Regions from separate parts of the Homo sapiens genome. Here region 1 is linked to region 2. Evidence: read pairs that join two places in POLR2A ChIA-PET (ENCODE). Cell type or tissue: A673. All regions are shown on one strand. Links, peaks and the distances in the headings refer to the core of each region. The heading gives the core; the rest is flanking DNA. Region 1 has its middle 69 kb from the start of LINC01066. Region 2 has its middle 13 kb from the start of LINC01066.

Region 1 (4,395 bases), core at 303-4,302, 56 kb after region 2:
AGGTTTCCATAAGGCAGAGATCACCATTCCAGGTTATATCTACTGTAACATATTCACTCATCTCAAAGGATCCCTCACAACTCTAAAACAGTCCCACAATTCTATGATTTGTTGAACCATGGGAATGTCCATTGTAGACTATTATGTATAGTTAATCCATCCGTTATGAATGTTTTAAGCTGCAATCCAGACTGCCTGGGTTTGAATCCTCATCCTGCTACTTGCTAACTTTGGCAAGATACTTATCTTTCTGTGTCTCAGTTTCCTCATCCCTAAAAAAGGAATAATGAATAGTGCTTATCTCATAGAGTTATGTTTAAGAGGAAATGGATCAAGAGGCCAGGAGTGGTGGCTCATGCCTGTAATCCCAGCACTTTGGGAGGCTGATGTGGTTGGAGCACACACTTCAGGTCAAAAGTTTGAGATCAGTCTGGCCAACATGGCAAACCCCTGTCTCTACTAAAAATACAAAAATTAGCTTACTGTGGTGGCAGGCACCTGTAATCCCAGCTACCAGGGAGGCTGAGGCAGGAGAATCACTTAAACCTGGGAGGTGGAGGTTGCGGTGAGCCAAGATCCTGCCACTGCACTCCAGCTTGGGCCACAGAGCAAGACTCTGTTTCAAAAATAAACAAGTAAATGGATCAATAACTATAAAGGTATAAAGTTCTTGGAACAGTGCTTGACACATAATAAGAACTTAATAAATGTTTGCTATTATTAAGTAACAGGGAAAAATGACTCATAGAGAATAAAAGGGTTTTCTTTTAACAAACATGTCCGGATATAGGTGGTTGCCCACATGGGTTTAGCTGATTAATGATGTAGTCAAGAGTTTTGAGTCTTCATCCTCTCATTTCACCATCCTTAGCCTCTTGACTTTTTGTCTTTCACACTGTGGCCTCAGGGTCTCAAAATGGCTGCTGTAGCTCCAGACATCTCAATTGTGTTTGGAATCAGGATGAAGAGTGCCAACCAGGGGAGAGGAAAACCAGACAGACAGACACACACACACATACACATACAGAGAGAGGAAAGAGAGGATGTATGTCTCACACTAGTTTCACATTTTATTAGACAAGAAAAAGTTTTCCCAGAGCTCCTCCGCTGATTTCACTTCATTTCACTGGCCAGAACTGGGTCACAATAGGCCCCTGAGATTAGGAGATCTGTGCCTTGATTTTGTTGGGAAGAGGTGGACATCCATGGCGTCTTCCACAGTTCATCATTCCTCATTGCACCAACTGCTTTGTTCCTGCCTTGGCCATGGAAAGGACAGCCTGTCTCAGAGCCCTCATTTGAGTTAATCAATTATTCAAGAACTTTTATGACATGGGACTTCACAGATGCCACCATTTGCCTTCATACATGTTGACTACAAGCAAAGTCCACTTCTTTGTGGGACTGACTTCAAAAGTGCAATATCATATTTTGAAAGGCCGCTCAAGCCCTTACTGGAACACACAGGTTAGTCCTTGGAGCCCTCACCCAGTCAGTTTGTTGAGTCCTCCTCACTGCTGGGGCTCGTGGGACTCTAAAGGAAGCACACTTGCCTTCAGGCTGTACACATCTTATGAGAAAATAAGAGCAGCACACATCAAAAATGGCAGCTACATGCTCGACTTTTCTGGAATCCAGAAAAGAGAGAGCTCAAATGGTCTGGCATATGCAGAGAGGCCCTGAGGATGATTATTGAGGCCTCCGAGAATGAGAAGAATTATATGAGTGAAGGCTATGGGGGCAGGGGGTGATTCCTGACCTAAAAGAGCCTGAGAAAAGGCTCCTAGTTAGAATGAGAAGGATGTGTGATGGTGAGTCATTCTCATCTTTTGAGATTTTTATGTTTTTCCCCTTAGAACTTGGAAGAAGATGCCCAAAATTAAGAACATGCCAAACATTACCATTAACAATGCGGTGCCCTCTCCAAATATAAACTATATCCATTGGAAAGTGCATGGAGACTGGGTTACTCAGGTAAAAAAAAAAAAAAAAGTAAAAGTAAGCTAGAATTTGTGGTAGGATGAGGTGGCTCATGTCTGTAATCCCAGCACTTTGGGAAGGCAAAGAGGAAAGATCTCTTGAGGATAACATGGCAAGACCCCGTCTCTACAAAAAATGTCTTTAAATTAGCCAGGTGCGGTGGTCTACATTTGTAGTCTCAGCTATTTGGGAGGCTAAGGCAGGAGAATCACTTGAGCCCAGGAGTTGGAGGTTATCTGGAGCTATGATCACACTCCTGCACTCCAATCTGAGTGACAGAGTGAAATATTATCTCTGGAAAAAAAAAAAAAAAGAATTTTCCAGCCTGTCCTCTGTCTCTCTCCAGATATATCCCACAAGCAGTCAAATAAATAAGAAATAGTAAGTATTCTTTAATAAGTCACTGCTGGTCTGGAGATAACTTCTCAAACCTAGCTGAAAACAAAAATAAATATTCCGTGAAATACACAGAATAGTATAAAGAATGATACACATCTGTTTTTCTGAAGCTAGTGAAATTAATCAGTTTGAGTTTTGTGCTGTGATTGGCTTGGGAGGGCCTTATCCCAGGTGTCTTTTGAGTCCGAAGGTAGCAGATGGCGTTTCCTTCCTCATGTTGGAGTAAGAGGCAACTCAAATGGCCAGAGTGTCTTAGGACCAGTAATGTGATTACCAATGTGAGATTGACTCCCTGAGACTTCTATTGGCTCTGAGAAGCTATATTTGTATTTCTCAAATGCATAAAGAAGCAAGACAGTGTCCTTTATGTCAAGAGAGCCCAGAAACCACGTGCAGAGTGGACATGGCAGCCGAAGGAACAGGAGGGGAGCAGTGTCCCGAGGATGGCTGTGATGAGAGCAGCCAGTGGGGGAGCACGGTCTCATGCCCACGCCTCTTAACTCTGTCTAAACACATCAGGCTTCGGCCAGGCAGAGAAGGTTCTTAATTATGAAGCCATATGTAAGAAAAGAGTGGTGGGAAATACAATACAATGAAAGGAAAAACGGAAACATCACCAAACATTTGATAAGTGAAAAGGAAAATTAAAGGGAAAGGAAAATTAAAGGGAAAGAAAAATTGGGCCAAGAAAATAGCATTTGTCTAAAAGATGAAAACCAACAAAGTGAATACAAAGAGAAGAAAATTAAGTACCAATCCTGCAATAGAACAGAAATGTGAATTAAGAAAGCTAGGTACAAAAAGAAAACAATAACCTGAAAAAAGAAGAAAGAAAAAAAACAAAACAATAATCTGAATAAACAAGCATACGTAGTAATATGACATGTTTCTCAAGGGTAGCTGGAATGTAGAATGGGGTTCTTTTTTCTTCAACTTTATTGAGGTACAATTTATATCATAAAATTCACTCATTTAAATGTACAGTTTATAAGTGTAATGAGTTGTGCAAGTATTACCATAATCCAATTTTAGAACATTTCCATGACCCTGATAAGATTCCCTCCTGTAGAGATGGGTTCTTGCTATGTTGCCCAGGCTGGTCTCAAACTCCTGGACTCAAGCAATCCTCCTGCCTCAGCCTCCCAAAGTGCTGGGATTACAGGTGTGAACCACTGGCTCCCAGCCACACCCATATTCCTAATAAGGACTTCTGCTGGGAAAGGTGGTCTGAGAGGAGAGGAGCTCCTCAAACCCCACGGAATCTGGTCCCATGCAGCTAAGACTGCCCCTGGCCCTTTCTCAGGGTCCTGCCCAAAAGCCCTGGTTCCCTAATTCCCGCACATTTGTTCCAGAGTCCAGCTCTTGATTTTCAAAGACGGGGGTCGGGGGCAGTTTTATTCCTCCCGGTACGATATTCAGCATAGCCTCCAATTTAAAAATGAGTTCTAGGGAAGGACAAATTGTTTTCTCTGTAAAAGCCCTGCGGCTATGCAGGCAACATTCAGATTTTCTCAGAAAAATCTAAAATAGCCAGTAGAAACTTGAACACGGACTGTCAGAAAGGATACCCAGGCATTGTCTGTTCTAGTGTTCTCCTCAAGCGAGTGTAACGGGAAGAGACCATCACCCACTCCACACTCCACCAGGCTACCTACACGGGTCTGCCCACACAGACGTGTGCTTTTTTGAAACGTTCCTATCTTTTGAGCAAGTGGTTCCTTTCTTCCTCATGAAATGCATTTTGAAAGAATGCTTTAGACGTTTTTACAAACTCTTGTGACCTGTGGGGTGATTTTATTAATTAGCATTTTCTCACTTTTTTATTTCTAGCTGAACTACTAGGATTCTATGAAAGCTGTCATTTCCAGCTCCATCCATGGGCCCAGCGCTCTAGTAATAGGTACTGCTTTTACGCCTATCATGCTTGTGATATGCTCTTTTGGGGTGTTGGGTCCTCGGATGGCTCCCATCTTTGTAGTTTCAGCATTGCGACAGGCATCCCACACTCTGCTAATA
Region 2 (4,395 bases), core at 269-4,268:
TACTATGAGATATACCCTATTAACAAAATTGTAAGTGCATTCAGTATTGATGACTTTGGTAGTATCGTTGGCTATAGGTGCAATGCTATACAGCAGATCCCTAGAACTAATTCATCTTGCATAACTGAAACTTTATAGAGGTTCCTCAAACAATTAAAAATAGAACTACCATATGATCCAGCAATCCGACTTCTGAACGTATACCCAAAAGAACTGAAATCAGGATCTCAAAGAGATGTCTGCACACCCATGTTCGTAGCAGCACTGTTGACAATAGCCAAGATATGGAAATAACTCCACCTGGTTTCCATCCTTTGCTAATTGGGTTAGCCAGTCTGGGGACTGCAGTTACCCAAGCCATATTGCTTGTGACTGGACTATGTTTGGTGGGGTGTCTCTGAGGCCCGAGGCTCCCCATTGCCAGCTTGGAATAGTGACAGGATCTGAAGCTCCCAGCGTGAGGTGTGTGTGAGCTGGTGCAGGATCCAGTCTGTGTGGGAGGACGTGGGATGATGCCTCTTCAAAGTAAAAAGTGATGGCCTCAGTGGCACACATTTAAATTCGCTGCAGGAAAATAAGCACACAGCAGCTATTTTTAATTTGCCTTAGAACATGCAAGAGCCAGCATTGCTCATAGAGCAAAATATTGGCTTTGGATAGAGGAGATGAAGAGTTTCTGAGTTTCACTTCTCACTTCTTTGCTGAGAGACACTGGGAAAGAGCTCAGGGAAGACAGCAAGTGGCTGAACTGGGCCATTTGTGAGCCGGTACGAGTTCACCTTCAGTGTCGCCACACTCCTTTCATCTCTGAGGACCCCAAGCTTGTTCCCCTAGCACCGCAGGTCAACTCCTTCATATAGTACTGTTCCCTCTCTCAAGGTCTGCTCCCAGGCAAAGTTCTGGAAGTTGTTTTCTCAATCTGGTGTAAAAGACTGATAATAGCTTGCACGTACCTTTGCAGACGTTTTTGTATTTCGACAAGGCTGAACACCTTAATGCCAAGCTGTGCTGCTCCAGTTGGCCTGCCCGGCACATCAGTGGGCAGCGTGTCTGTAAGGGGAGGGGCCTTTCCTGACACAGCTGGAGCACAGCATGTAGTAGCTGTTTATTCCACCTCGGCAGACAGTCAGATTTAGTTGACACTACTTAGAATTAGATTTTTAAAGCTGGAAAGAACCTGGTCGAATTTCCTTCCATTAAAGATAAAGAAACAGACCTGGAGGCCTGATGTCACTTCAGTTCAATTCAACAGGTGTTTTCTAAGCACCTACTGTGTGCCAGACACCAGCCTGACATAAGAGAAGCAATGAGTGATATGATACGGCACTTGGCCTCCGTCTTCCCACCCTCACACGGTCAGGCGGGGCAGATGCAGGACTGCATTCTTGCTTCTGCAGGCAGGTGCACTAAGAGTGGGCAGACAGACCACCAGTAGGGCCAGTGTTGGAAATCATTCTTCAATTTGCTAGAACTGTGAAGAATGACTCATACAGCACTCCCAGAAGGGTACCGTCATTGTCATATCTCTGAAATCTTGGGAAATAAAGTTAGATCTCAAATGTAGGGATTAGGGACACAAACCCAGGAAGTTCATAACTGTAAACTTCTCTCAATTCAGTTGAATTCAACAAACATTTGTTGAGTGCTTATTTGTGCCCATTACTGAGAAGGGTACCAAGAGCACAGAAAATACCTGTTGAATTGCTAACATAAGAAAGTCTTGTGGCAAAGCGTGATGTGGTTTTCAAACTGCAGCTCTCTGCCCCCTAGTGAGTCATGACATCAGCTTAGTGTATAGTAGACACAACTTAGGCGTAGAGAAAAGGAAATAGAATAGAAAAAAATAAGAGCACTTTACACAAATTAAAGGTCAATAGTGTTTCACAAAATATGGTGTATATGTGAGTGTGTGTATATAATCAATAGCATGTGTGCATATATATGTTTAACAGATTCTTACTGAGGATTATGATATAAGAGAAAATTTGTAAGTCATGATTTACAACACATACCATAGGAAGAGGTGATGCTTCAGGCTATGTGCCTGTGGTAGAACCAACTAGAATGTAAGTTAATAGACAGTGTATCAGTTATGGATTGCCAGAGTCATGCTGCATAACACATTACCACAAAACCTCAGTGGCACACAAGAGTACTCACTGGTTTTCTCAGGTGCCTGCTCATCAGCTAGAGAATTCTGTTGGCCATAGTTAGCTGGATCACACATCTGAAACCCGGCAGGCCATTGGCTGACCTAAGATGAGCTTGGCTGGGAACCAGGGCACCGTGGCTTGTTCCGTGTATCTCTCCTCTTCCAGCAGACGAGCGTGGGCATGTTCTCAGGGAGATCAAATGAGAGAGAGGACACACACATTGTGCATACCTTTTAAAGCCTCTTTGGCATCATGTTTTCTAATTTTCCACTGACCAAAGTCACAAGCCAAGCTCCAAATTATATGGCAAAGAGTGTGGGCCATTTTTACAGTTTACCACAACAATAAGCAGTAAGGTTGGATTTGCTCTGATTCATCCTGTCCCCAGACTCTTGGCTTTCCCTTTTTTTTATCTTGATTTGAGCATCTGGTGCCTACAACTCCAGAGGGTATGGCTAGAGCCTTTATTCCCTTTGCAACCTAATAGGTGAAAAAGTTACAGATGGACAGCAAGGAGGGGCCCTAGGGAGACCCACTAGAAAGAAGATACAATACAGGACCTGGCAGGGACCTGGCATCTCCTGGCAGGGCAGGGCTGGGTGGAGGGCAGTCAGGAGAGAGGGTGTGAGGGAATCTACAGGAGGGAATTTGACAACTTGGAACATCCTTGTTCTTCCCAATTTTGTATTCAATTCAATCAACTTGTTCCAGGAAGAGGATAAATTAATCCCATTTCTAATGTAGAAAAAAACAAGCCTTCTATTCCTGCCACTAATCCGTGATGTGACCTTCGACAAGATACTTCTCTGGGTCTCAGTTTCCCCACTGTAAAGGAAGGGGGATGACTCTATGGGTTGGATGGTGCCTTCCAGCTTCGTCTTCTCTGCCTTCCTCCAATGCCTTGCTCATGGTACAGATGCATTGCTTAAGGCCCACTCCACCCTCCAGTGCTCAGGACACAGAGCTAATCCATCCTAACCTTCCCTATTAGGGTGGTCATTGCCCTAATAGCCTTCTCAACATCCCCCTCCACTGCTATAGCTGACCAGTGTATACAGGCAAGATGAGCTCTGCCATGCTTATTTGGTAAAGCTGGAGGAAGCAACTCTCTTTATTTCTAAGCCACTAAGAGGCCATGGAATATACCCAAGCAGCTGGAAAAGCAGCAATGTACTCATTTCAGATTAATTTAGAGAAGCGAGCTGGAAAATGCTTGGGCCGTGCCTTGCAACAAATTTGGATCCTCTTAAAAGCTCACATAAGCTGTGATATCCTGATGGTAGGAAGTCTTTAATACTCACTGGGGGAAGGGGAAGGATCTGACTCTTTAAAGGTCACTGTTACTTTTAACTATTTTAAAAGAATAATAAAGGAAGAACACCTTCAAGTAAAGGCATTTAAGGTTCATTTCTAAGGGACCAGCAACTTGGGTTAGAACAATTTACACTAATTTTACACTGGATGAGAAGAGAGGTGATAGGGGACATTAGAGACCGGCAAGTCCACACTGCTCCCCCTCTGCTCATCCATCTGTGCTGTCCCTGGAGGTAGCTGGGGACCTCAAGCAGAGTCTGGAGAAGGGGGCTTGAGTGACCAGTGAGCAGCGTGGCTCTCCTGTGCTGGGATCCTGGTTCCAGCACTTACTAGCTGTGGGAAGCCTGGCAAGTTCATCAACCTTTCTGTGCCTCAGTTTCCTGATCTATAAAATGGAGACAATAATTGTATCTCTCCTACAGAGTTGATGAGAGGATTAACACAAACGTGCATGTAAAAGACTCAATGCTTGGCACATAATAACCTCAACAGAGGCTAGATATTAGTGACAGTGCTGTCAAGCCTGCATTCATTATTTTAAAATTAAAGTACTTTTCTAATTTTTGGCTCCTAACATGGCTAAAAAGACAACCCTCTTTCAAATTTCAGCTTGTGTTGGGTTTGAAAGTCCCCAGCACAATCGCCCCCACCATTTTTTCCCTCCTTCCCTTGCTTAAGCAATATCTGGTCTCCATTTTTACACAAGTGGTTTAACAATCTAGATTCACTGACGAGCTCCCCTTAGACTTCCCTCCTTTCCTCTTCATCTGGACAAGCTGCTGGGGAATCCTCTGAATTTCAACCCCGGGGAAGCCCCAAACCTTCTGGAGTCACTTTCTCTTTTAGAATCTTAAGACCATTGATTATATCTGTCTATTTTCTGAAGCTGTAGAGACAGCCACTCAAGAAACAGAATTTCAAAAGGATA

What was found. Peaks named below come from ENCODE experiments on the same cell type or tissue, not always from the same donor. Only the 100,000 strongest peaks of a DNase experiment are listed, where the experiment ranks them.
Region 1: POLR2A ChIA-PET joins it to region 2 with 7 read pairs; 3 of 35 experiments call an interaction of 5 or more read pairs at or near these places.

Annotation. Positions count from the first base shown.
Region 1 is chr13:31,063,122-31,067,516 of GRCh38, forward strand. No RefSeq gene overlaps it. Among named protein-coding and RNA genes, the nearest start is that of LINC01066, 69 kb to the left of the region's middle. In A673, for the core only: no CTCF peak of the experiment used is centred there; no DNase peak of the experiment used is centred there.
Region 2 is chr13:31,007,153-31,011,547 of GRCh38, forward strand. No RefSeq gene overlaps it. Among named protein-coding and RNA genes, the nearest start is that of LINC01066, 13 kb to the left of the region's middle. In A673, for the core only: no CTCF peak of the experiment used is centred there; no DNase peak of the experiment used is centred there; H3K4me3 peaks cover 3,013 bases; H3K27ac peaks cover 3,790 bases.